Linked DNA regions of Homo sapiens: region 2 is linked to region 1. The links are chromatin loops, found by intact Hi-C in ENCODE. Cell type or tissue: chondrocyte. All regions are shown on one strand.

Evidence for each region. Peaks named below come from ENCODE experiments on the same cell type or tissue, not always from the same donor. Only the 100,000 strongest peaks of a DNase experiment are listed, where the experiment ranks them.
Region 2: it touches region 1 in a loop (2.0-fold over the local background); 49 of 110 quality-filtered maps call a loop at or near these places.

Annotation. Positions count from the first base shown.
Region 1 is chr1:93,446,179-93,454,178 of GRCh38, reverse strand. It overlaps FNBP1L (formin binding protein 1 like), which reads right to left and starts at 6,061. Exons shown (of 17, transcript NM_001164473.3): 1 at 5,874-6,061. The coding sequence starts at 5,897. RefSeq lists silencers at 5,904-5,953, 6,893-7,187 and an enhancer at 5,434-6,412. In chondrocyte, CTCF peaks have their summits at 4,942 and 5,315; DNase peaks (open chromatin) are centred at 4,913, 5,598 and 6,088.
Region 2 is chr1:93,300,753-93,308,752 of GRCh38, reverse strand. No RefSeq gene overlaps it. Among named protein-coding and RNA genes, the nearest start is that of CCDC18-AS1, 41 kb to the left of the region's middle. In chondrocyte, a CTCF peak has its summit at 3,925 (motif pointing left); no DNase peak of the experiment used is centred here.

The DNA of each region.
Region 1 (8,000 bases):
AAACATTTATTAAAGACCCTACTAATGTCAGGCTAATCCAGGCAGGATACAGCAATGAATCAGACAATGAATAAGCAATGAGTAAGACACAATATCTGCCCTCTAGGAACCTGTCAGGAACCCCCACCTGCATAACCCTTCTTATTCCAAAACCTAGGTCAAATGACAGTCTTCCTAAAGATTTTCCTGTGATACCTAGAATGAAAAGTCACTTTTCATAGCCCTAAAGTCCATCTATTACTTTCTAGTTGTTTTAGGGTTGCTTTGAGGCTCATGCTGATATCTAATTGATTCTTTTAGTATGCCCCACAAAGCCTAGCTTAGTGCTGAAGCCATAATAGGCATGAAATAAACATCTGTTGAATGAACAAGCATCAGTCCTGTTTACGTGTTTCAGGTGTATTAGATAGACATGGCCTGAACTGAAATATGGAACGGCTTTCACATTCTATAGAACAAAACCTTTACATAACCTTTCCTACCAGTTTTTAATATTCTATAGATATATTCCCCAAGACAGATTTTTTTTTGCTATTGAAGTGAAAATGTTTAAAGATTGAAGATTATTAAATAAGACAGCACTTGTTGATATACACAGAAGGTATTTGACATTTATAAGCCATTACTATTTCTCTTACTATTTCCTCTCTACAAACTAGCTGACAGAGGAAAAAGTTGGTAGAATAGGTTTTTTTAAAGTTTCCAGCCAAAATCATATTTTATAGGTTTATAGGGTGGGGGAAGGAGAGAGAGCAAATATTTTAAGAAAAAGGCAAAGAAAGCAAGCAAATGGAAGTAAATGGAGTATGAGTGGCTATGCAAAGGAGATACTGGTTAGAGGCAGCTCTCTAGCTTCCAACTTATTATAGTCATTATGGAATGGTGACATAAACAGATATCTTGATACCTCTCACTCATCCTCCTTAACTAATAGCAATAACGTCTGTAATACAATGTTGAACACAACAATTTCTACCAACAAAAGGGAATGTAAGATATTTAAGTATTTATACCATGACAATTTCCCTAAGATTTGAATACACAAGAAATAACTATAATAACCGTAATATAAGGTGGTAGTCCCATAAGACAATATCCAGAATGGGTAGTCTGGAGGCATGGGGTTGATAGGAATTGGTCAACAGAGGGCATTCTGGGCAGTGGTATCAATGTAGGGAAGTATTTTGGAGTTTACAGTAAAGTTATATCATCTCAAAGCAACTCTACCTTTTGTCAGGGCAGGGCCAATATCATAAGCCTTCATAAATCTCACCAAACATAACAGTGCTTCCCAAATAATAGACACAAAATTATTGTATTTTTAAAACAAAACTGAATTCCTACAGCAGTTTCACGGCCTTTCATTTACTTTTGGAGAAGCAATTCAGTTTACATTAATAATGAATTTTCTTTGTCAACCTCCTCTAGACAAGCACCCTCCAAAAAATGTGAAGTAAAATTAAAGTCAATATTATAGACAGTCCCAGCTTCTTGAGAGCTTAAGGAAGGACGATTGTGGAGCACAGAGTTCAAGACTGGCCTGAGAATATAGCAAGACCCCATCTCTAAAAATATACATATATATTACAGATATGGTCTAACCAGTAGACTATGAGACCCAATTCCTTTGTTACAGATAAATCTATTAATGTGGCCTAAGATTTCACCAATTATTTAGGCAGTCACATTACCAAGCTATCAATCAAGTAAATTCACCAGAAATTACCTGTAGGTCTTTTCTTCCCCATCCTTTTACCATTTTACTTGACAAAAATGTTTAACCCAAGTAGTAAAACTTAACTTTATAATTTTGGTTTCAGCTTTAGACTTTCTTGAGCTGTTATCCAGATCACCTAACCTATCACCATCTACAAAGGCCTTCAGAACCCTAAAGATACACTTGCTAATTAGTAATCAATACTCTGGGTAATGCAATCAACTATTAATGCAATTGGGCAAAACATGCATGATCACCTACAAGCATTGTCTTGGTCAGTGAAAACAAAGATGAATCCAGCCTTTCTACACTCAAGGACAATCTAGTCACTTACAATGTAAATTTAAGTGCTATATAAAGTGTTATGAAGCCAAGATAATAAAGTATTAAAAGGTTAACACTGAGGATAATACATAAATTATCCACCTAATCTATCACTCAACCCACATTTTTCAGTTTCTTCCAAAAAGATATAAGCTTTGTCAAATGCATTTAGTTAATAATATGATGAAGACCGGGCACGGTGGCTCACGCCTGTAAACCCAGCACTTTGAGAGGCCGAGGCGGGCGGATCACAATGTCAGGAGTTCAAGACCAGCCTGGCCAACGTGGTGAAAACCTGTTTCTACTAAAAATACAAAAATTAGTCGGGCATGGTGGTGTGCACCTGAAATCCCAGCTACTCGGGGGGCTGAGGTGGGAGAATGGCTTGAACCAGGGAGGCTGAGGTTGCAGTGACCCGAGATCGCACCACTGCACTCCAGGCTAGGCAACAGAAGAGACTCCATCTCAAAAATAATAATAATATAAATAATATGATGAAAATAACAATGGCTTTTAAATTACACATTCTTAAACTAAGGGCCAAAGATTATATCGACCAAGAAATTAAGGCATAAAAAAGATTTATATGCACTTATAAATTAAATCAGATATTTGAATCCATCTTCTAACTACCAGACTTGTCCAGCATTTTCCTTGGGTAGCAAATTTTTCAGTAAATCATATGAATGTGAGGTGCTCAGCCATATATTTTTTTCATATTTATACACACATTCACAACCCATACACAGATTTTTTCTGTCGAACTTTAACTAGGTCCTCAAAAACTAAAAACCTATTTCTTAATAAGTAAAACTTATTTACTAAACATAGGTCTTTTCCAATCTCTAATGTCCCTATCTGTTAAAAAAAAGCTAGTAATTTCAAAATCTGTGCTTTGTGAAATTATTAATTCATATTTGGCTATCTGATCCATCCATTCTTGCTATGTAATAAAGAAATGAACACAATAAGCAATGCCTAAGATGTTACCACGCATCCTGAAGAAGTGAAGACAGTATCATCTCTTTCCTTGGTATTACCCAGAATACAATGCAAAACTGTGACTGTAGTATATATTCACTAACTTATTTACTCATTTGGAACACTAGAAATCCCTGTAAGCACAGCTCAAATTTATTACAAGTTAATTCATATCCCCTAACAACTACGCAACCAAAGTCTGACACGATCCACTCAGCACATCACTACAAAAGTCCCCCAAAGTCAGTATTAGAGCCGTTCTATTGAATTCCTTTTTTTCTCAAATTTAACATAAGACTTAAGAAGCATTAAAATAGCAATAAAAATTCCAATGATTGTTACAAGAAACAGACTCAGGTTTAAGTGCATGGCTACATATCATTTTTCTGTAACAACATATTCTCAATAATTAACTCTTTGGGACAGTAATGTGATTCTAAATATGAAATAATAGGAGAACTGGTTTCTAAATCCAAAATTTCGAGAGAATTTCCCAACCTCAAATTCCTCAATGGCAAGAGCACAGTACAGGTTGTTTGTATTACATTACAATCCATTAGAAGTATAATCCTTTTTCAAAACTGAGAACAGTAAAAAGAGGAAGCATACTCAAATTTTTCTAAGGTTTCTTCTAGTCCCAACAATAGTCCTCTACACCAAGTTCTGCTTATCTAAGTTTCAGACACCAAGTTGATATTAGTTCACTCTACATTACTTAGTTTCTAATAAATGTTTCCCTCAAATCCTCAAACTAAAAATCTTAAAATATGGAGATGTATTAAATGTTGAGAAAAATTAAAAATCTTTTTCAGAATTTCCAAAGGACACAAAGCAAATTTTAGTTAGAACAAAAATTCCCATCTCTTCTACAGTTTATCTTTTCAGATTGCTGAGAAACTCTTTAAATGCTGAAAGTAACCAAATTATAGGAGACAGTAGAGGAATGGAATCGTTTCCTTAGGTAGTACCATAAGTTTAAAAAAAAAACTTTTAAAATCACATTTTATTATTCACTAAAATGTTTTTCCTTAAAACTGTTATTCTTTAGTGTGATACAAAGTGAATTTTTTAAAAATCTTAAGAGTTAAATCTAAATAACATGCCTCCACTGTTTTCCTATGTTTACTTTTTAGAAGTATTCTACTTACATTTTAGTTTCCTTTGAAGCACAAGTCATTTAAGTAGGCAAAAGTTAAAATATTTTGTAATTATAAAAACGAATGAATGCACTCTGGTAGGCATGAAAAAAATAAAAAATTTAAAAATTTAAAATAAAACTATACCCATTTCCTTTCATTGATAATTCACTATAATCAATTATAGAATGCACAAAGTGTAAGGGAAAAAGGCCAATAATGCCTGAGAAACTAACCAATGTAAAAGAATTAAACTTTATGTAATTCATTTACCATGCAATCCTCCCCAATATAAGAACAATTAATGCTATCTAAGAAACGGAATGAAGGGGCTCCTAAGGTATTTTCTCTTGGGTGGTGTGTTTTCAGACTGGGTAAGCACTTGTACAGAATGTTGCACAAGAGATTCCTGGCTGGCTAAGTAAAGCATTCACTAGATGGACTCTAAAGTCTCACAGTTCTAAGATTCCCAATCTATGAGTAGACGTGAAAAATAAGAAAACATTTTGCCTTTCAATTAACCCATTGGCTTTCACTCCCACCCTAGCTGGGCACACACATACTCAAAAGTTATTTCTCCCCTTTCTCTGCAGTGATTTCACGAGATCCTCGCGAACAAAAGGCACGGAAAACAGGCACAGGTGGAATAAAAAGGGGAGTGGCTGAGGCCAGGCGGCTCTCGGGACAGCGCCCCCACGCCCCCAGTTCTCCCGGCCGCACCTGAGAAATCACTGCCCTCCGCACCTGAGAAATCACTGCCCTCCACACCTCGACCCTTCCGCGCCGGCGCCAGGAGCAAATTCTCCGACCTATTACCCTCCGCCCGTACCTTGGCCAGACACTGGGCATTGTCTGGAGCCTCCTGTGCCAAAGAAAGGCAAGGAGGAAAGGAAAGGAGAGAACGAAGGAGAAAGAACAAGTGAGAATAAAGAACGGAAAGGGAAGTAAAGCAACAGGGAGACCGTACGCTCCTTTTGGTAAAATTAGCTTCCTCATCGATCACTCGATTTAATTCAGCCCCCAAAACCAACCCACCAGCCCAAAGGCTGCAGCCGGGGGTGGCCAAACCGGAGTCCCTCGAAGCTGTGCCCGCCCGAAGCACTGAGGCAGGGAGAGAGAAATGTGCGTGTGGGCTGGGCCTGGCTGGCCCGAGGCCGGGCTCCGAACAAAGCCGCCTGGGTCCCCATACCTGGGGCGAGGGCTCTGGGCGGCGCCGCCCCAGACGGGCGACGCCCTAGCCCCGCGGACCTGGCCCGGGCGAGGAATCGCGGCCGGTCCCCTCCCCGCCCTCGAACAGCGCCCCTTGGGGACAATGGGCCCCCTCCCCCGCCTCCGGGAGGAGAGATACAAAGGAAGAGAGGAGCCGCCGGGCGCGAAGCCAGGCGTCGGGAAAAGTGAAGGTGGAGGAGGGAGAAGGAACAAGAGGGGATCACGGCGCACGCAGGAGCCCGCGGGCTGCTCCCCCGGCCGTCCCGGGCGCCGCCCGAGCTGCACCACGGCGGCAAAGGCGGGAGCACGGACTAGCGGCCCCCTAGACCCCCGGCCGAGAAGGGAAGAGGAGTCTGCACACAAAGACGAGCGGGACCCTCACCCTCCGCCAGCGCCGGACCGAGGACGGCGGAGCGCGCTTTCACCGCCGAGGGTCCGCGGCGCCCGCCCAACCCGCGCTTCTCAGGGGCCGGGGTCCGTGCGGGGCGCCCCTCTCCCCGACTCACCCACAGCTCCGTGCCCCAGCTCATGGCGGAACTTTCTGGCCGTCTGGCGGTGCCGCTGTCCTTCAGTCTGTCGGCTCCACAGTCTGTCCGACCTCTCACTCGCTGGCCGGCGGGCTAGCAGCTCAGCGGGTCTACCTCGAAAGGTGCCGCCACCGCCGGGCTCCCCAGTGAGTGAGAAAGACGCGACTGGAGAAGCCTCCGCCGCCGACGCGTCCCCGCCTCCCCGCGCTGGGCGGGAGGGGGCCGGGGCCGAGGGGAGGCGGAACGCGGCGCGGGGAGGGGGCGGGGCGCAGTGCATCCTGGGATCGGGGAGGACCTGGGCTAGCCTGGCCACCGCCGGCGGGGTCCCCAAGCGGGCACCTGGTCACCCTCGCTGGCCCCTCTCGCTGGTCGAGTCTCCTCCTGCAGGTACCCCGGAGCTTGGACTGCCCCCACTCCGCTGCCAGTCGGACCCCTGTTTCCAAGATAGAAAGGGAGAGAAGGGAAAAGACCCCCACCGCCGCTATTATCTCATTCCTCCTCTGCGCTGAGCCCCTTTACATGAGGCAATTTTAGTTACCTGCCTTTCCTGCCTCTTGTCTCCTCCACTCGGGAGAAACCTTGACAGGGAAGCGTCATCCAAATCCTAGAGTTTAGACTGAGGAGAGTTGTGTTTTATTTTTTTAAATCTTGATGCTTAAGGTGATCTCTCCTTTCAAGCCTGATGCTTTGGCATGACGATTCTTGGGAACCACCAAAATGTGCACAGGTTGAACAGCAAATGTGAAGGCAACATGTCCCCGATTCTGTCTTTAATTAAATATTTTAATTTTATAAATTCTGTCAGGAAATTATAAAAAGAGGCAGCTCTTCCAGTAATCATTTAGGTATGTTGCCAGCGCACGAGATGGAAGACGTGGACAAATGTGAGCCGAGCTGTCACCTGCGGAAGATGAGAAGGCAGCTTGCCCCATGTCTGGAATGGGCACCTCGTGGGTGAGGGTTGGATGGGAGCCAGATTTTTCTCTGGTAGTGTAAACAGCTTATTCGGAACTTCAGATCTCTTTCACCTCCCAGTATCGGAACCTTGGAGGCAGGTCCACTACTTCCTTTTTTCTCTATGGAGCTACTTCCTGGCCTATCTCCATGGAAAGGCTGTTAGCTAGTTTGGCTGGTGCTACTAGATATCAAGTACGCTGAGCAACTCCCTAACATATGCTTTAGTATTAATAGCTTGTCTCCTAAAGCAAGCAAGCGCACACACACACACTTCAAAACAGTCAACTAGTAGAGTACTCCTCAGTGCGTCATGACAGCTGGGTGTTTTAGGAAGCTCTCCCAACGGGTTCTTTGTCAGCATTGAAACTCCTCCCCTACCTGGCCTGGACAGGTGTTCCAACCTCTTCCGCTTAATCCGTATTCTTTTGCCTAGCTGCGCTCCCTCTTGGAGTTGAGGCCAACAGCCTGAGTTCGCCTGACAGTCCAGTTGCTAATCTTCCTAAATTCTCTGCTGTCCTTTTCTGAGGCCACTTTAAGCATACAAATGCCCTCTTCCAAGTGGGTTATAGCCAATTTTTAAATGCTTAACTTTGTACCATGCAGTGAAAAGCCTGTGAAGGATTGAACAACACTTTCTAACATTTTTCTACATTGCCTCTATTCCAAAATAATTTCTTCGTTTATTTATGTCACCTAACACTGTTAACCGCCTCTCCCATCACTTCCTATCACTCCCTAGAATCATGAATGTATTTTGCAATTGCAAGTAACATTAATTAGTAAGGGGAAATGGATTTTTTTTTTTTTGAGACGGCGTTTCACTCTTGTCACCCAGCCTGGAGTGCAGTGGCGCGATCTCGGCTCACTGCAACCTCCACCCCCCAGGTTCAAGCAATTCTCCTGCCTCAACCTCCCGAGTAGCTAGGATTACAGGCGCCTGCCACCACGCCCAGCTAAATTTTGTGTTTTTAGTGGAGATAGGTTTTCACCATGTTGGCCGGTCTGGTCTCGAACTCCTGATCTCAAGTGATCTGCCCCCCTCAGCCTCTCAAAGTGCTGGGATTATAGGCGTGAGCCACTGCGCCCAGCTGGGAAATGGATTTATTAAATGGGTGTCATTATTTAGCACCACAGCAATACCAAGATTTA
Region 2 (8,000 bases), 150 kb after region 1:
GGGCGCAGTGGCTCATGCCTGTAATTCCAACAGTTTGGGAAGCCGAGGTGGGCAGCTCAAATAAGCTCAGGAGTTTGAGACCAACATAGGCAAAATGGCAAAACTCCATCTATACAAAAAATACACCAAGCGTGGTGGTGTGTGCCTGTAGTCCCATTTACTTGGGAGACTGAGATGGGAGGACTACTTGAGCCCAGGAAGCGGAGGTTGTAGTGAGCCAAGATGGTGCCACTGCACTCCAGCCTGGGTGACAGAATGAGACCCTGTCTCAAAAAAACAAAGAAAGAAAAGAAAAGGTACTTAATATCTTCAAATATTCAAGATCTGAATGAGAAAAATGTAATTTTAGGTCAGGTGTATATAAAAAGTATCCAGCAATTTCATAGCTACTTATCTTCATGGACTGTTTCCTTGGTTGGTTATCTCTGTCACTGTTCATATCACACCGAGGGTTGTTACCTGCTGGCTTTCACATCTTCCTGTTCTTTCACTCATTGACTAGACTTTTCACTCATTTAATCACTGTTTTCAAACATCTCTATGTGCCAGACACTGGAGTAGAGATGCAAGGGTGAGTAAAACACATGAGATCCCTGCCCTTTCATTACATTTAATGAGAAGAGAGACAAAAAAAAAAAGTGGATACTTTCAGATTATGTTAAGTGTTATGAAGAAATAAAACAGGGTAATGGGGCTCAGAATGACTTTGCAGGTGAGAGATAGGTGGCTGGAATATTTTAGATAGAATGGTGAAGGGATCTGAGGAGACAATTTGTACTGACAGCTCTGGGAAGTGAACAAAGAGAAGGAGCCAGCCATGGGAAGAGTTCCAGCCATAGGAAACAATAAGAGCAAAAGCCTGAGACAGAAATGCATTTGACATTAAATGAGAGGGCTGTAAAGCAGGCCTATGTGGCCAGGGTGCAGTGAACAAGGGGAGAGTGGTAGGAAAGCTATGCAGGTCTTAGAGGCTTTGGAAAAGAGCTTCAGTTTTTTTCTAAGAGCGATGGAAAATTATCATAGGGTGTTAAGTAGGGCAGAGATGTGGTTTTGTTTTTAGAAGGCTCTCTGGCTTCTCTAATAGTGGGCAAGAAGATAAACCTGGAAAATAATTAGATGGCCACTGCAGTCATCCAAGCAAGACATGATGACTTGGACTAGGGTGGTAGCTGTCACAGTGGTGAGAAGAGGTTTGATTCAAGTTCTTTTTTACATATGGGGCTGAAAAGACTTGCTGATGGATTGGTTTGAAGGTGGTGAGAGGAAGTACTAGGTGAGTGGGGATGCTTTATTCAAGATGTACAAAACTGGAAAAGGAGAAATTCTGGAAGAAATTCTAGAGAAAAGGAAATTCTGGAAAGACCAATAATTTTTCTCAGTCTTGTTACATTTGAGATGCCTTAAGAAATACAAGTGGAGATGTGAGAAGGCAATTAAATATTCAAGGAGATTAGGGGGGTTGAGTAGAGGAAGAAGTAACCAAGAAGAAACACCAGTGAAATAGGAGGAAAATTGAGAGCATATGGTTACAGAAGCCAACTACAGAATGGATTTTAAATAGGAGGAAATGGTCACCTCTGCCAAATTTAGAGTGGTCAGATAGGAGAGGACTGAAAATTGACATAATCTTTGGCAAGGTCAAAGTCACTGGTGACAGATCTGGTAAATATTATTTCAGCAGATGCAATGAACATATAATTGGAGTGGGTTGAACAGAGAAAGAGAAGTTAGAAAGTAGAGAGAGCAAGTATAGGCAACTCTTGATAAGCTTTACTGTGAAGGCATGCTGAGATAGAGGGCAGAAGCCAGCAAGGATGGAGAGTCTAGAGAGAGTTTAGTCAAGCAAGACAATACTAAGGCATGATGCAGAAAAGAGGACACATAATGGCAGGAGTGAAATCCTCAAATAGGCAGGAGGGCATGGGATCCAGAGCCCTGGAAAGGACAACCTCATTGTGAAAGGAGGGAGAACATGTATTCAGATTCAGGTAGGTTGGTAGATTCGATGGTGGGAAGATATAATTACTGCCTGAGGCTTCTGTTCTTTCAGTGAAGTGTAAATTGAGATCACCAGTTGAGAGTGAGGAAAGATGAAGTGTTGGAGGTTTGAGGAGAGAGGAGATGTGAAATAAATAACTTGGAGAGTCAGAGATAATGTCATATTCATATTTGTATCCCAGCATCCTACCACAGTGCCTGGCACATAGGAGGCACTGAAAAACAGTTTTGAAGAATGACTGAAAGTCAGAATCAGAAAAGAAAGAACAATGATACACACTTAAAACTTACATCTTAATACAAGAATAACATATTTGTAGAATATCTTGGTTTATAAATGTTTTAGCATCTACTTGAATTTACTCAATAAATTCCAGAATACTCGAGGAAGGAGGCATACTTGCAAAAGGTAATTTAAGACAAGATGACCTCTTTACACTTTATTTACAAGAGCACCTTTCTCATTAGGCTGATTTTTTCAAGAGTAAGGAGATGCTGTCTTTTCATCTTAATATTCTCAGGACATGCATTAAATAGTGCCTGGCACAAAATTAAGTGCACAATAATGCTTTTTCGGTTTTTTGTTTGTTTTTGAAACAGGGTCTTGCTCTGTCACCCAGGCAGGAGTACAGTGGTGTGATCACAGTTTACTGCAGCTTCAACCTCCTGGGCTTAAGTGATCCACCCCAGCCTCTCAAGTAGCTGGGACTATAGGCATGTGCTACCATACCCAGCTAATTTTATTTTTTGTAGAGACGGGGTCTCACTATGTTGCCCAGGCTGGTATCAAACTCCTGGGCTCAAGCAATCCTCGTGTATCTCCCAATGTATTAGGATTACAGGTGTGAGCCACCACATGGGCCAGTAATGCTTTTTTGAATAAATAAATGACTATAATCACATGGAGCTTCTAATCTCCAAAGGATTTACAGGCTGAAATAGAAAAGTCTCCAAAAGAATTTAAATACTTCAGGGATGAAAAGCCAAAGTGGATTGATTATAAAGACAAACAGATGCTTTAGGGACATTTTAAGGGAGTCACAATATGCAACCAAACATTTCCACAAAACTTTCTTTGTAACATTGTTTCAAGAATAAAAACCTAAATGATTTTGGGTCTCACTAGCATGGCAATTTTTATATTTGTTTGAGTTTATAGGCTCTTTTGACCTTTTCTCTATAGTAGTAATAGATTTTTGTCCTTTTGCCTAACACTGTGCATTATAGTGAACTACATTCCCAGATACCTTAGAATCACCCATGTTTATCCCTTTCCTCCTCTAGGAGGGCTCTGAGAGATTTCATTTCTGTCCTGCTGATGAAGTCTACGTTCATTCAGGGCCTGCTGTGGAAGACCAGCCCCAAAGGTGTGTTATACTAAGTAGGCAGATTCTATCTCCATCTAATTCCTAAGTTAGGCTTTTCTTACTCCTAGAGTTCTGTATAGCATGGCCTTCTTATTTCTTGTAACATTGCTTTTGGGAATAAAATGTTTGAAGAAAGGAATATAAAGAAGAAAAAATGCTGGGGAATATATAAGGGAAAAAGAACAAAGGTTGAAAAACAGAAACAGAGAAAGGGAGGAAAGATAAATCTGACCACTTTAAAGTCAGTCAGTATACCTACAGACATTCAGTTGAGCAATAAAAGAATGGGATAAACTATGCAACTGAGAAAAAAAATGACAGAGGGGCAGGAAAGACTGGTCATTTTGTCCTGTAATGAAGACCACAGAAGTCATTTTTACGTCAGGGTGAAATAATTGTGGCCATAGCTATCTCTGGTCTCATGTTTATACATCACTACAAATCACAAGTGAGAAATAATATAAACATATTTACTAAGGCTTTACCAAGAACAGTTGGCTTTTCAGATTTAGAAATAGCTCAAAGGGGAAGGAGGTATTACTCAGTCATTATGTGACTGGCACCCTCTAGTGGCTGTTTAGATTTCCTGCATGTGGATCCTAATTGCATTTTGAGGAAAAGACCTTTAGAACAAAAATCCCAATACTCAAGTTATATGTCCTGACATACGGCTTTTTTTCAGTGTGCTTTGGCAGCAAAGCTAAGTTAGAAGTGTAGAAATAGGGGAAGATAGATTATTTGGGTGTAACATACTTTAATTATTGAAAATGAGCTACATCGTTGACAAAATGAAATGGCAGCGAGAGAATAGCAAGAAGTCCATTCAAGGGAAGTTTTTTCTACCCATTTGTCATTGTCTTCATTCAACTCTACAGAATTTCCACATGGGAATTTAACTCTGCAAATGAATCTATATGATGCTATTAATTGATATTTACATATTAATGAATGTACTTGGAAAAATATTATTCAACTAGGAGTCCTTTTCTTACAGTTTATACGTAAAGACCATCCTTTTATTTATGCTAAGATAGCTCTTTGCAGAGCTTGATATTATGTTTTGTGAATTTCCTACTTAATCCAGTGTTAAAAATCTTCGCTTTTATTCTTTACCATTGTCGACCTAAAGGTAGATGCTAAGGCACAAAATATGATTTAAAGAGTTTACTTAAGCTGGGCACAGCTACTCAGGAGGCTGAGGCAGAGGATTGCTTGAACCCAGAAGTTCAAGGCCAGCCTGGGCAACATAGCAAGACCCCATCTCAGGACAAAAAAAAAAAGTTTACTTGAGCCAAGATAAGGACAGTTGTTCTAAAGACTCAGACCCAGTTACCTTGGATATGAGCTCCGTCAGCCTCAGTTACAAGCAAGCTTTCAAAGGAAAAAAAGATAATTAAAAATTATCAGGAGTGGGCTGATAGAAAGTTGTTTGACAGGCCAGGTGTGCTGGCTCATGCCTGTAGTCCCAGCACTTTGGGAGGACGAGGTGGAGGACTTTGAGACCAGCCTGGGAAACACAGTGAGACCCTGTCTGTACAAAAAATAAAAAAATAAGCCAGGCATGGTGGTGGGCACCTGTATCCCCAGCTACTCAGGAGGCTGAGGTGGGAGAATTGCTTGAACCCAGGAGGTTGAGGCTGCAGTGAGCTCAGATTGTGCCACTGCACTCCAGCCTGGGTGACAGAGACCCTGTCTCAAAAAATAATAATTTAAAAAAAAGTTGTTTGACAGGAATTCTCATTGGTTTACAGAGATAACATTAAGTGTTTGACTGTACATTGTTGAACGATACGATATGAGTTCTGGTGTCCAGCTGTAGCATTTCATGGCTTCTTGGTGTCAGCCTCGGGCCCACGTAGCAGGTGGCATCAAGAGACAATTATTTGGCCAAGTGCAGTGGCTCACACCTATAATCCCAGCACTTTGGGAGGCCAAGCAGATGGATCACTTGAGGCCAGGAGTTTGAGACTGGCCTGGCCAATATGGCAAAACTCTGCCTCTACTAAAAATATAAAAATTAGCCAGGTGTGGTGGCATGCACCTGTAGTCCCAGCTACTCGAGAGGGTGAGGCATAAGAATCTCTTGAACCCGGGAGGCGGAGGTTGCAGTGAGCCGAGATCACACCACTGTACTCCAGCCTGCGTGACAGAATGAGACACTATCTCAAAAAAAAAAGAAAAGAAAAGAAAAGAAAAGAAAATATAAAAGAAAAAAAAAGACAATTATTTAGCCCAAGGGGAAGTGAAGTGAAGTAACTGCTGTTTCATTCTAATGCCTGTTTGGGCCTGATAATTTAAAAGGGCTTACATTCCTAAGATAAAGTCTCTTTTCTTCTTTTTTTACATTGTTTTTAGTGATCAGGAAAGAGTAGTATGTTTGATATAGCGACAATAATCCAAACTGATCATGAGATAACTAACCATGTTGTGAGTTGTTTGCTAGCCTAAGGCATTATTCAATAGCCAAAAGCAAGCTGTGGTATTGACAAGATCCTTTCACTGTTGCACTTCTGGTACTGTAAAGAATGGACTAGATCCGGGCAAGTAAAAAGTTAGCTGGCTGTTTTGTTAGTCCAAGGGAGAGAGGATGCAAACCTAACCTAGAGCATTGGCACATAGGATGGAAAAGATGGGTTAGACCAAAGATATTTCTGAAAGAGAATTTCAAGATTAGTAACTGAATATGAAAGGAGTGAGAGGGGGAGGAATTAAGAATAACTCTGAGATCTCCGGCTTGGGAAAATGGGTGGATGATGACACCATTAACTAAGAACAGGAATATAAGATCATTTGTATTTGTACAAATACAAATTTGGAATTCAAGGTTAAGATTGGCATTTGAGAAACAGATTTGGGAATTAATAAATGAAGCTATGAGAATAGATAAGGCCATCAAGGAAGCACACTGGAGAAAAAGGAAGAGGTCCAAGGAAAGCAGTGCAACATCTAAAGGCAGCGAGAAAGCCCAAAATAAGAATTATCGGAGTGACGGGAAAATGGCATTTGAGAAGATCACAGAAGAGAGAGCATCAAGGCATGGTAGTCTACAGTGTTAAATGGGGCAGAAAAGTCAAGTAGACTGCAGAAAAAAAAGCCAGCCGTTTTGCAATGAATTCAACAGGTTAAAATAACTACCACTTGTAGAGGAGGAAAAAAACTTTTCCCTATCCTCTTAGGTTCAGTACCTGGGGCCGTACAAATTAAACTAGCAAAAGACAGATTAACAAAAGTGAAAAGTTTATTACATGAGCCTATTGGAGCTTCATAGAAAAGTTGTGAAAGCCTCCAAAGGCCAGTAGACCCAGAGGCTTACATATCATTTTAACAAAGTATGGACAAAGGGATTTTGAACTTGAGGTGAGGGATAGGTTGTGTGGGAAGGAGACTTACTCAGATTTAAGTCATCTCAGGTGATGAGAGTTGTCTCCAGAGTTGGTATCCTCTTTCTGGTACCAGAGAGGAGGATACCTTTATAAATAGAAATTGCCTTTACAAAAATAGAAATTTATACTCTGCTTTTAGAACTTTTTCTGCATCTTCTGTTCCTCAGTTGCCTTCAGCTCAAAGTAATCATTATGCCAAAGTGACATATTTTGGGGAGGCTTCCTCTGATCTCCCTCACATTTGAAAACAAGCAAAGTTTCTCTCAGAAAGCAAATAAATATACTGATATAATATAGGCCAAAATGAATCCTAAAAGCTTGTCAAAATTCTTTTATTTTACTAAAGTTTAGATGTAACAAATATGTTTGCCTGGCTCCTTTTATACACACACATACTCTCTGTCTCTGTCTTTTCTAGACCAGAATTTAATCTGTATTAAACAGAGTTTAAACTGCTTTTATTTCAACATGAGGAGGTGGCTTATTGAGCTATTTAAAGAAAAATGACTTGAACCAAAAGCCTTCTGTCTTTCTAACTACTCTCAACAGACTGACTATTGTAAAATGTTGAGCCTATTAACTTCTCAAATGAATCACAATATAAGAGGATATCCAAACACAATAAAGTGAATGGAATTATGGTCAGACTATGAAAATATTATTGAGAAATACATTTAAATCACTAAACACTTAGCTGATTTGGTTATCACGTTAAAATGCTTCTACTGTTGTAGAACATTTCTCTTTAGTCCACTTAAAGATGAGAAAATTGGCATATTGTATAGGAGCTTACTGAAATGCCTGCATTGCAATAATACTATTGGCATCAAGAGAGATTTATCTCAAGTCTTAAATCTCAGTTGGGTAAATTTTGTTTTATAGGTTTTCATGCCCCACCCCAGACTTATTGAAACGGGATTTTTGAAAAACTGTTAATCTATGGTTTGTCAGTACAGGTACATAAATATTAATAAATCCAGACAATATGCGGGGTTTATTAAAAAAAACAACTGAACAGAATAATTTTGAAGAATTGGCTAAACCCAGATGAAATAATTAGAAAAGTATTTTAAAACAAATCCTACACAGAACCACATTTTTTTTTTTTGAGATGGAGTTTCGCTCTTGTTGCCCAGGCTGTAGTGCAATGGCATGATCTCTGCTCACCACAACTTCTGCCTCCTGGGTTCAAGTGATTCTCCTGCTTCAGCCTTCCGAGTAGCTGGAATTACAGGCATGTGCCACCATGCCC